Regions from separate parts of the Homo sapiens genome. Here region 1 is linked to region 2. A link is an interaction called in ENCODE POLR2A ChIA-PET data of the cell type or tissue named here. Cell type or tissue: A673. All regions are shown on one strand. Each heading gives the region's core, and the rest is flanking DNA. Links, peaks and the distances in the headings are about the cores only. Region 1 has its middle 45 kb from the start of SLCO3A1. Region 2 has its middle 160 kb from the start of SLCO3A1.

Evidence for each region. ChIA-PET counts read pairs that join two places held together with the same protein. Peaks named below come from ENCODE experiments on the same cell type or tissue, not always from the same donor. Only the 100,000 strongest peaks of a DNase experiment are listed, where the experiment ranks them.
Region 1: POLR2A ChIA-PET joins it to region 2 with 12 read pairs; 1 of 35 experiments calls an interaction of 5 or more read pairs at or near these places.

Annotation. Positions count from the first base shown.
Region 1 is chr15:91,806,527-91,810,924 of GRCh38, reverse strand. No RefSeq gene overlaps it. Among named protein-coding and RNA genes, the nearest start is that of SLCO3A1, 45 kb to the left of the region's middle. In A673, for the core only: no CTCF peak of the experiment used is centred there; a DNase peak (open chromatin) is centred at 2,384; H3K27ac peaks cover 1,973 bases.
Region 2 is chr15:91,691,280-91,695,677 of GRCh38, reverse strand. No RefSeq gene overlaps it. Among named protein-coding and RNA genes, the nearest start is that of SLCO3A1, 160 kb to the left of the region's middle. In A673, for the core only: no CTCF peak of the experiment used is centred there; a DNase peak (open chromatin) is centred at 637.

The DNA of each region.
Region 1 (4,398 bases), core at 124-4,123, 120 kb before region 2:
ATTATGATGCTGAAAAATCATGACTATCTGTACAAGTAACCACACAAAATCAAATACATTGTTGCATTAATATTTAGATCAAACTGTTATCTGTTAGATCTGTTAAGAATAAAAGAAAAAAGTTTTTATTTTAGCTTCGTGTATTCCTTCTTTGATGATGCTATTCCTTTTTTTAAATGTAGATCCAAACTTCTGACCCATATTATTTTCCTTCTCTCTAAAGATCTTCTTTTAACATTTTTTGCAAGGCAGGTCTCCTGGCAATGAATTCCCTCAAGTTTTTTGTCTGAGAAAGTCTTTCTTTTTTCTTCACTTTTGAAGGTTAATTTTGCGGGTCACAGAATTCTAGGTTGCTGTTTTGGTTTTTTTTTTCTCAATGCACTTTAAATATTCCACTTCGTTCCCTTTTTGTTTGTGTGGTTTCTGGGAAAAGTCAGATGTAATTCTTATTTTTGCTTCTGTATAAGTAAAGTATTTTTTTCTTCTCGCTTCTTTTAAGACTTTTTCTTTACTTTTGAATTTCTATGGTTTGAAAATGATTTGCCTGGGTGTAATTTTTTTTGAAATTTATTCTGCTTGGTGTTCTCTGAGCTTCCTGGCTCTGTGGTTTGGTGTCTGATACTAACTTGGGGAAAATTCTCAGTCATTATTGTTTCAAATATTTCTTCTATTCCTTTTTCTCTTTTTTCTCCTTCTGGTATTCCCATTCTGCATATTTACATTTTTTGAAATTGTCCCACAGTTCTTGAATCTTCTATTCTGTTTTTCCAGTCTTCCTTCTCTTTCCTTTTCAGTTTTGGAGGTTTCTATTGATATATCCTCAAGTTTAGAAATTCTTTTCTCAGCCATGTCCAGTCTCCTAATTAGCTCCTCAAAGGTGTTCTTCATTTCTGTTACAGTGTCTTATATCTCTAGCATTTCTTTTTGTTTCTTTCTTACGATTTCTGTCTCTTTGCTTACCTTGTCCATGTGTTCCTGCATTCAGCCTACTTTATCCATTACACCCTCTAGCACACTAATCATAATTGTCTTAAATTTCTGTCTGCTAATTCCTACATCTTGCCATGTCTAGTTCTCTTGCTTGCTCTGTCTCTTCAAACTGTGTTTTTTGCCTTTTAGTATGCCTTGTACTGTTATCTGGATAGCTGGACAGGATGTACTGGGTAAAGAGAACTGCTAGAAATAGGCCTTCATAACATGGTGGTAAGGTATTGGGGGAGCATTTTACAGTCCTGTGATTAGGTCTGAGTCTTTCAATGGGCCTGTGCCCCTGGGCTGTGAACCTCAAGTGCTCCTCAGTTCCTCCCCCAGCCCCATCTCCTTTATTTGGGACAGGATTGCTAGTATGTCCCTTTCCCCAACTCAGTTAAGCTCTGATAAAACATCAGCAAGTTAGACTGTGGTTAACTAGTTTCCGGCGAGGGCAGGCCTTGTTTGGCTGGACTGGATAGACTGCTCTGTAGTATTAGGTTTTGCATTACTTTTTTTTGTGTTGCTTGTTTGTTTGTTTTTGAGACAGAGTCTCACTCTTATCGCCCAGGCTGGAGTGCAATGCGTGATCTTGGCTCACTGCAACCTCTGCCTTCCGGGTTCAAGCGATTCTCCTGCCTCAGCCTCCAGAATAGCTGGGATTACAGGTGCTTGTCACCATGCCTAGCTAATTTTTGTATTTTTAGTTATCTACTAAAATTAGTAGATAACTAATTAGTAGATAACTAAAACTAGAAAAATTAGCCAGGTGTGATGGCACGCGCCTGTAGTCCCAGCTACTCGGGAGACTGAGGCTGGAGAATCGCTTGAACCTGGGAGGCAGAGGTTGCAGTAAGCCGAGATTGGGCCATTGCACTCCCGACTGGGTAACAGAGCGCTACTTCGTCAAAAAAAAAAAAAAGAAAGAAAGAAAAAGAAAAAAAAAGAAAAGATAACCTTTATCCATACACTTGTGAAAAAATTATATTTCAGATATCAGTCTGAATAATTATTGTTGAGTGTAAGATTAAAGCAAATGGCATTAAAGTGTGACCAGTATATCTGTATCTCTAAGAGTGTTTTTAAATTTCAACAGAAGCTCCTGACTCAAATAGATCTTCATTTGATGAACTATATTGGTGATATATGTATTGACTGGTGAGTTCTTGATTATTTCTGGTCTACTCTGAAAGCTGTGACTCCACTGGTCCTCAGTACCGTATTTGTAGGCTGCCTTTTTTAAATGTTCCTGAAGCTACAAATATATAAAATTGATGATATTATTCATTCACTCAGTAAGTGTTTATTCGGCTCCTACTGTGTGGGTGGAACGCCACTATGCTAGGTTCTGGGAATAAACTGAGAGTGACAGTCATGGTTCCTGTGTTTATGGACTTTACAGTCTATAGGAAGTCACAGGAAAAACCATCAGCCGGACCCTTGAAACACTCAGAGGATTGTTAATTAATCCTGTTTAGTTAACAGGATTTGGGTGATGTATTGTTAATCACTGAGCTGAAAGGAAATTTAAGAGATCCAGATTGATAGTTACCTTTGTATTCTGCTATTATTTCTATGGGATCACCTTATGACCATTGTAGGATATTACATCTTATTGAATTCTCTTATCTTTTTTCTAAGAAATTGTTCTTAGGTAGGTTACAAGAATGTTCTGTTGTGCTCAGATAAGGGAATTTTTAAAAAGCAATCATGCAATTATTTTAATGAATTGTAGGAAATACAAGCACCTGATAAGAAATTCTATGTTTCGTTTAAATTAACGAAGCTGTTCTTGCAGTATACCATGTGGTGGAAATGTTTTTCTTCAAACCACTATACTTGGTCTTCCCATTAAATATAACATTTTTTAATTGTTGTATTTTGGTTCTTAGTTTTGGAAAAACCAAAACATCATACCAACATGGCATTATTTTTATGCATCGAATATTAAGGTATACAATAATTGCATTTTAAAAAATTCCAAATATTTTCCATTTCATTCCAATTTATGATAAGCAAATTAGGTAAGAAAAAAATTAATGCACCCACCTAAAACCCTTTAAACAATTCTTTCTTTTTAATTATCTTTTGGTAATAAAGATGACAAAAATAGTCAGAATTCCAATATTAATCTTACTTCAGGGAAAAAAAAAAAGGAGACTCTGTTGAGTGGTTGAATGCCATCCTTTTTTTTTTTTTTTTTTTTTTTAGGGATGCTTTTTGTTACATCTCTTTCTAGCTCTTTTCTCATTATCTGCCTGGGAAATCCTGGCCATCTTCAGGACTCAGATCAAGCATTAGCTCCTCTACAAAACCTTTGCAGTGCCTCTTCTTCCTGGGCAGAGCTGGTGTCTCCAAGCTCTGAGTTCTGTAGCACTTCATTATAGCACTTTCTATGCTGAACTGTAATTATTTGTTTACTCTCCTGTCCCTCCCGTTAGACCTTGCCATTCCCAAAAGCACATACTATGTCAGATTCATCTTTGTATCCTCTGCTTTGGAAACACTGCCTGACACTCATCAGGGCTCAGTAAGTGTTGGATAAACAAGTTAATATGCAAAGAACCTGATAGGAAGCCAACACTGAAGAGTTTGCTCAGGACTCTTGGGTATCATTTGAGATCAGCTATGTCAATATGTGGTTCAGTTCCTGTGTATATAAGCATTACCTAATTTAATCCTCATTACAACCCAGGGAAGCAAGCACTGCTACTCTTGATTTACCAATGAAGAGACTGATGCTTGCTGCGGTTACGGAGCTCGCCTATATTGGAAAGCGCGGCTCCATGTAGAGAGTCATTCTCAATCAACAACAGCTGTTATTATCAGCACACGGAAGAGGAAGAGGCCTTATTCTGCGTTGTTCCAGAAACCAAAATGAGAATTGGCATATGGACTTCAACTTGTTGATTTTAGCTCAAGAAAAACATTTATTACATGTTTAGAACTGTCCAGCAGTGAAACAGCTTCTGTGAAAACCTAGAAAACTCTCTGTTCTTTGACATATTCACACTCATGCTGGGAAGGTGTTTCAGGGAATCCGGCGCTGAGATTTTCTCATTGGATGGGATGGGAGACAAGACTGAATGGCATGTGCCAATCCATGGCTGCTGGTTGATTCCTCCACCTAGGGGCCCCTACCTAGAATATGCATGCCCCAACAACTACACCACTCTCTGTCCTCTCGCCCAGCTTTATTCTCTTTCATAGCACACGTCACTACTTGTAGTAATAGCATGTTCTTTCTTTATTTGTTATTTTTATTTTCTATTTTTTGCTGCCATCCAAACCAAAATGAAAAGTCCTTGAGGACAGGGACTGGATCATGTTCACCACTGAGTCCTCAGTAGAAGCTGGCTCTCACAGGGGCTTGGCAAATATTTGTTGAACGAATCAATGTCAAATATCCCACTTACATGCTCAAATCTA
Region 2 (4,398 bases), core at 272-4,271:
TATTGCGAGGACAGCACCAACGAGTCGGTGCTAAACCATTCATGAGGGATCAGCCCCCACGATTCAATCAGCTCTCACCGGGCCCCACCCCCAACACTGGAGATTACATTTCAACATTAGATTGGGTTGGGGACATGAATCCAAGCTATATCACACTCCAATGATACCTTAAATCATGTAATATATATATTAACTCAGCGAGTGTTTATTGAACAAATTATAGGCATGTGAAAATTTATGAAACAGTGTCTAGCATATATGACTGAAGCTTCCAAGAGGAAATAATAAGAACCACACTATAGGAACTCTGCTGGAGCTGTCCAGGAAAAAGGAGAATAAAAATAAAGATAGCTGTACCTATTGGATCTTTCCCTAAAGCAGTGGCAGCATGAGGGGGAGTCCAGAGAAAAACCCATGAGTCCTAAACCGTGAGATATTGGAAACCCCAGCCTCAGCGTCTTCATCTGAAAACTGCTCATTGGATTTCCAGAGACACTTCAAGTTCCCTTCCATATTTTACTGGGATTTCGTATTTTACTGTGAGGTGTGTCTTTTTCTCATATGACATATTAGGGCTCACACACTGCGAGGAATCTGCTTCACTGAAAGGCAAAATTGCTTTGGACTCTGGCCTAACCCCTCCCCTTCAGGGAAGTATCCAGCAAAGATTTCACAATAAATGAGATCACACTGTTCAAAGAGACAAAGTATTGCTTCTTTCTATAATATGTAAACAAAATATCCTCTGGATATTGCTTAGAAACAATGATTTAAATTTTAGGTCTTCCCAAACAATCTGTTTGCAAGAATGCACATGATACAAAGATGTTGATAGCGGCACGGAAAAATTCTGTCAGTCCTAAAGACATTGCTGACACAGCCAGAGTCAACCCCGGAGGCACACTATAAACTCCCATCAACTATGAAAAACAGAACTCCTCATGAACAATGCAGAACGAACGAACGGGTACTCCTCGGCTGTCAAACCTGGGGAGTGGCCCCGTGTGACCTAACCTCCTGGTAGGGCAGGGACCAGCCTAGGAAAATTGCATCTGGGACACCCACCTCCTGAGAGAATACCCTGGTGTAATGGATTCTTGGAGAAAGTTTCCAAAAATGAGTCAGAGGAAAGCATTTCTGATTTTTTCCATTCCCCAGCAGTGTTTTGGCGTTAACTTTTCCTCATTTACTCCACATGCCCAAACCCCAAGACTGATTGTCATGACATCATGCTAAATTAGCCTCTCATTTGAAGCGACCGCTTTCTGTGATTTGAAGATTGGGAGGAAGCAAAGCAAAACCTAATATTTCAGTGGCTATATGTAGGCCAGGACTAGCTCCCACTGTTGGCCCATCTACCTCTAGGACTGAATCTTATCTGATCATTTCCATGGCAACAGCTGTGGGATTGGAATAGGATGAAGGTTTAGGAAGAGTTGCTGGAATTCAGTACTAGACGAGTGAGGATTATTTAACTACACACTTGTGTTGCCATGGAAACGCAAATTTACAAATCAGGCAGGATTTTTGTAGCTCAGCAGCACAGTATTATATTCTTAGGCCTGCTTCAAATCTCCCTGTTCCATTTCCTCTCTCACTGGGGGGAGATATCCCACCAGATACAATTTAATTATTCCCCAAATACTTTCTATTTTAATGTTTAAGGCAGAAATATGGATAGGCTAGGACCAAGACCAAAGTGATTATTCTAAAATGCTTTTCAGTTTTATTTTTTAAAAGCAAAATGCTGTTTAATCTAAAGAAAGAGAATTTCAAACATGTGATAGGAAACATATTCATACAAGAGTCAATTAAGACCCATCTAAATCCAAACCAAAATTACCCTAATTTGAAAAGAATGATATCTAATTCTTGTAGGGTAAGTCCTGCCTAGACTTTGAATTCATTTTATAGCAAGTTCATGTCAGGGAATCAGAAATACTTCATCTGTAACCACTGTTTTAGGATTTATAAGCCACTTCGATTTCACAATAAGCTTATGGGTATGGAAGAGCAGGGGTCAAGACGAGCATTTAGAGACAAAGAATTGTGGTCCAAAGTGGTTGTGTGGCTTGCCTGAGACCAGGCAGTCTTTACACATGTACGATCTTTTTTTTTTTTTTTTTTCCAGCTCTTTGGTCTGTTAATGGAAATACCTATTAGAACTCCAGCGAGTATTTTATTTAACTCCTTATAATGTTACTAACAGAATTCCTCAGAAATGAACTTTTAGAAATACTCACCAGTCCTTTCTTCCCCAAATCCCCGTGTTCTTGGAGGAGTGATGTCTTGCAGCATGTTCTTTGGCCTAGGAAGACCTATGATGGCTCTTGTCTCCTATTTTTGAAGGAGTTGGGGGTGGGCATCAGTATTACAGCATGTCTTAGAACACACTTGTGGCAGGGCGCGGTGGCTCATGTCTGTAATCTCAGCATTTTGGGAGGCCGAGGAGGGCGGATCACCATGTCAGGAGTTTGAGACCAGCCTGACTAACAAGGTGAAACCCCGTCTCTACTAAAAATACAAAAATTAGCCAGGCGTGGTGGCGCATGCCTGTAACCCCAGCTACTCAGGAGGCTGAGGCAGGAAAATCGCTTGAACCCGGGAAGCGAAGGTTGCAGTGAGCCAAGATCACGCCATTGCACTCCAGCCTAGCGACACAGCAAGACTCTGTCTCAAAAAAAAAAAAAAAAAAAAAAAGAACACACTTGTACGGGACCACTTAAATGTGCCAGAAATCAGCATACTACAGAAAACTGAGCTCAGAACCACTCCCACTCCAGGGGGGAAGCAGGTTGGACCCACCTTCCAGGCACTGAGAGGAAGTCCAGCGCAGCAGCCAGGGTGAGTATCAAGGCAGCACCTGGAACAGGAGCTGGCGTCGCGTGTCTGACAGGGGTGGAGGAGTTCTGACAGGGACTGTTTCAATACCCAGATTTCTGCAGGGAGAGCTAGGAGGTGGGGAAGAGCTGTGAGGATTGGGAGATGTAGTGGAGCTGCTCAGTACATCACTGGGATGCAGCTATGGCAGAGGCTGGGGACATGAGGAAGGGTACTGTGCTGAGACCCTCACTGGGTTCTAGGTCGGGGGGACCAGCCACTCAAGGGAATTTATGTTGAGTCCTGGAGCACTGGGCCGGGACTCTTAAGGACTGGGTGCTGCTCACAGAGCAGGGTTGGACATGGTCCAGCTGTGGAAAGAAAGGAATTTGTAAAGGCTGGGCTGAGAAATGGCCACACCAGTGCACCACACATCCCAGCGGAGTAGAGCCCAGAGGAAAGTCAGACTTTCCTGAGACCGATATCTAGTTCCACCTGCCGCTAGAAATGCAATGTCAGGCCAGTTAATTCATTTCTCTAAGCCTCTGTTTTCTCCTCTGTAAAACGGGGGACAATTGCAGTCTATTATAGAGTTTGTCACCCTAGTCTAATCCAAAACTTTTGTTTTACAGCTGAGGAAATGCATGTCTAGCAAAATTAAGTGCTGTCCCTCACCCATGGACCCTCCACCCCAACCTCATCCCAGCTTGTTAGTGTCAGAACTGATCTTCAAACCTGCATGTTAAGAATGGAGGTGGGAGCTAAATTTGATCCAAAGTTTAAAGACAGGGAATATTTTCGCTTCATCTGATGTCACTTCTGGGCAACTGATAATGTTAACAATGTATCAAAACTCCATCTAGCCAGTGCTATAAGTCTGACCCTGGAAGAAGTGGCTATATGTAGGCCAGGACTTAGCTCCCACCGTTGACCCATCTACCTCTAGGTAGACGAATGAGGATAGAGTCAGGGCCACTTACACAAGCCTGAGGGTAAGACAACGGCCTGATTCTGGCAGTGTCTGTGTGGTCAGCCTTAGGCCAGCTTGGATTTTTCTATTCCATATAAGGCTTTTCCTAAGAGTAACAACCATCTCAGAAAATTTCCAGTCTACAATGTGAAATTATCAACTATAGTTCTAATTCTGTACCTTAAATCTCTAAACTTATTCATCCTACATAACTGCAATTTTGAACCCTTTGGCCATCACCTCCCCAACTCCCCCACTTTTCTATCTCCCAAGCCACTGGTAACTAACTACCTTTCTACTCTTTGCTTCTAGGAATTCCACTTTTTTTTTTTTTTTTTTTTTTTTTTTGAGATGGATTGAGATGGAGTCTCACTCTGTCACCTAGGCTGGAGTACAGTGGCATGATCTCGGCTCACTGCGAGCTTTGCCTTCCGGGATCACGCCATTCTCCTGCCTCAGCCTCCTGAGTAGTTGGGACTATAGGCGCCCGCCACCAGGCCCAGCTAATTTTTTTGTATTTTTAGTAGAGATGGGGTTTCACCATGTTAGCCAGGCTGATCTTGATCTCCTGACCTTGTGATCCGCCCTCCTTGGTCTTCCAAAGTGCT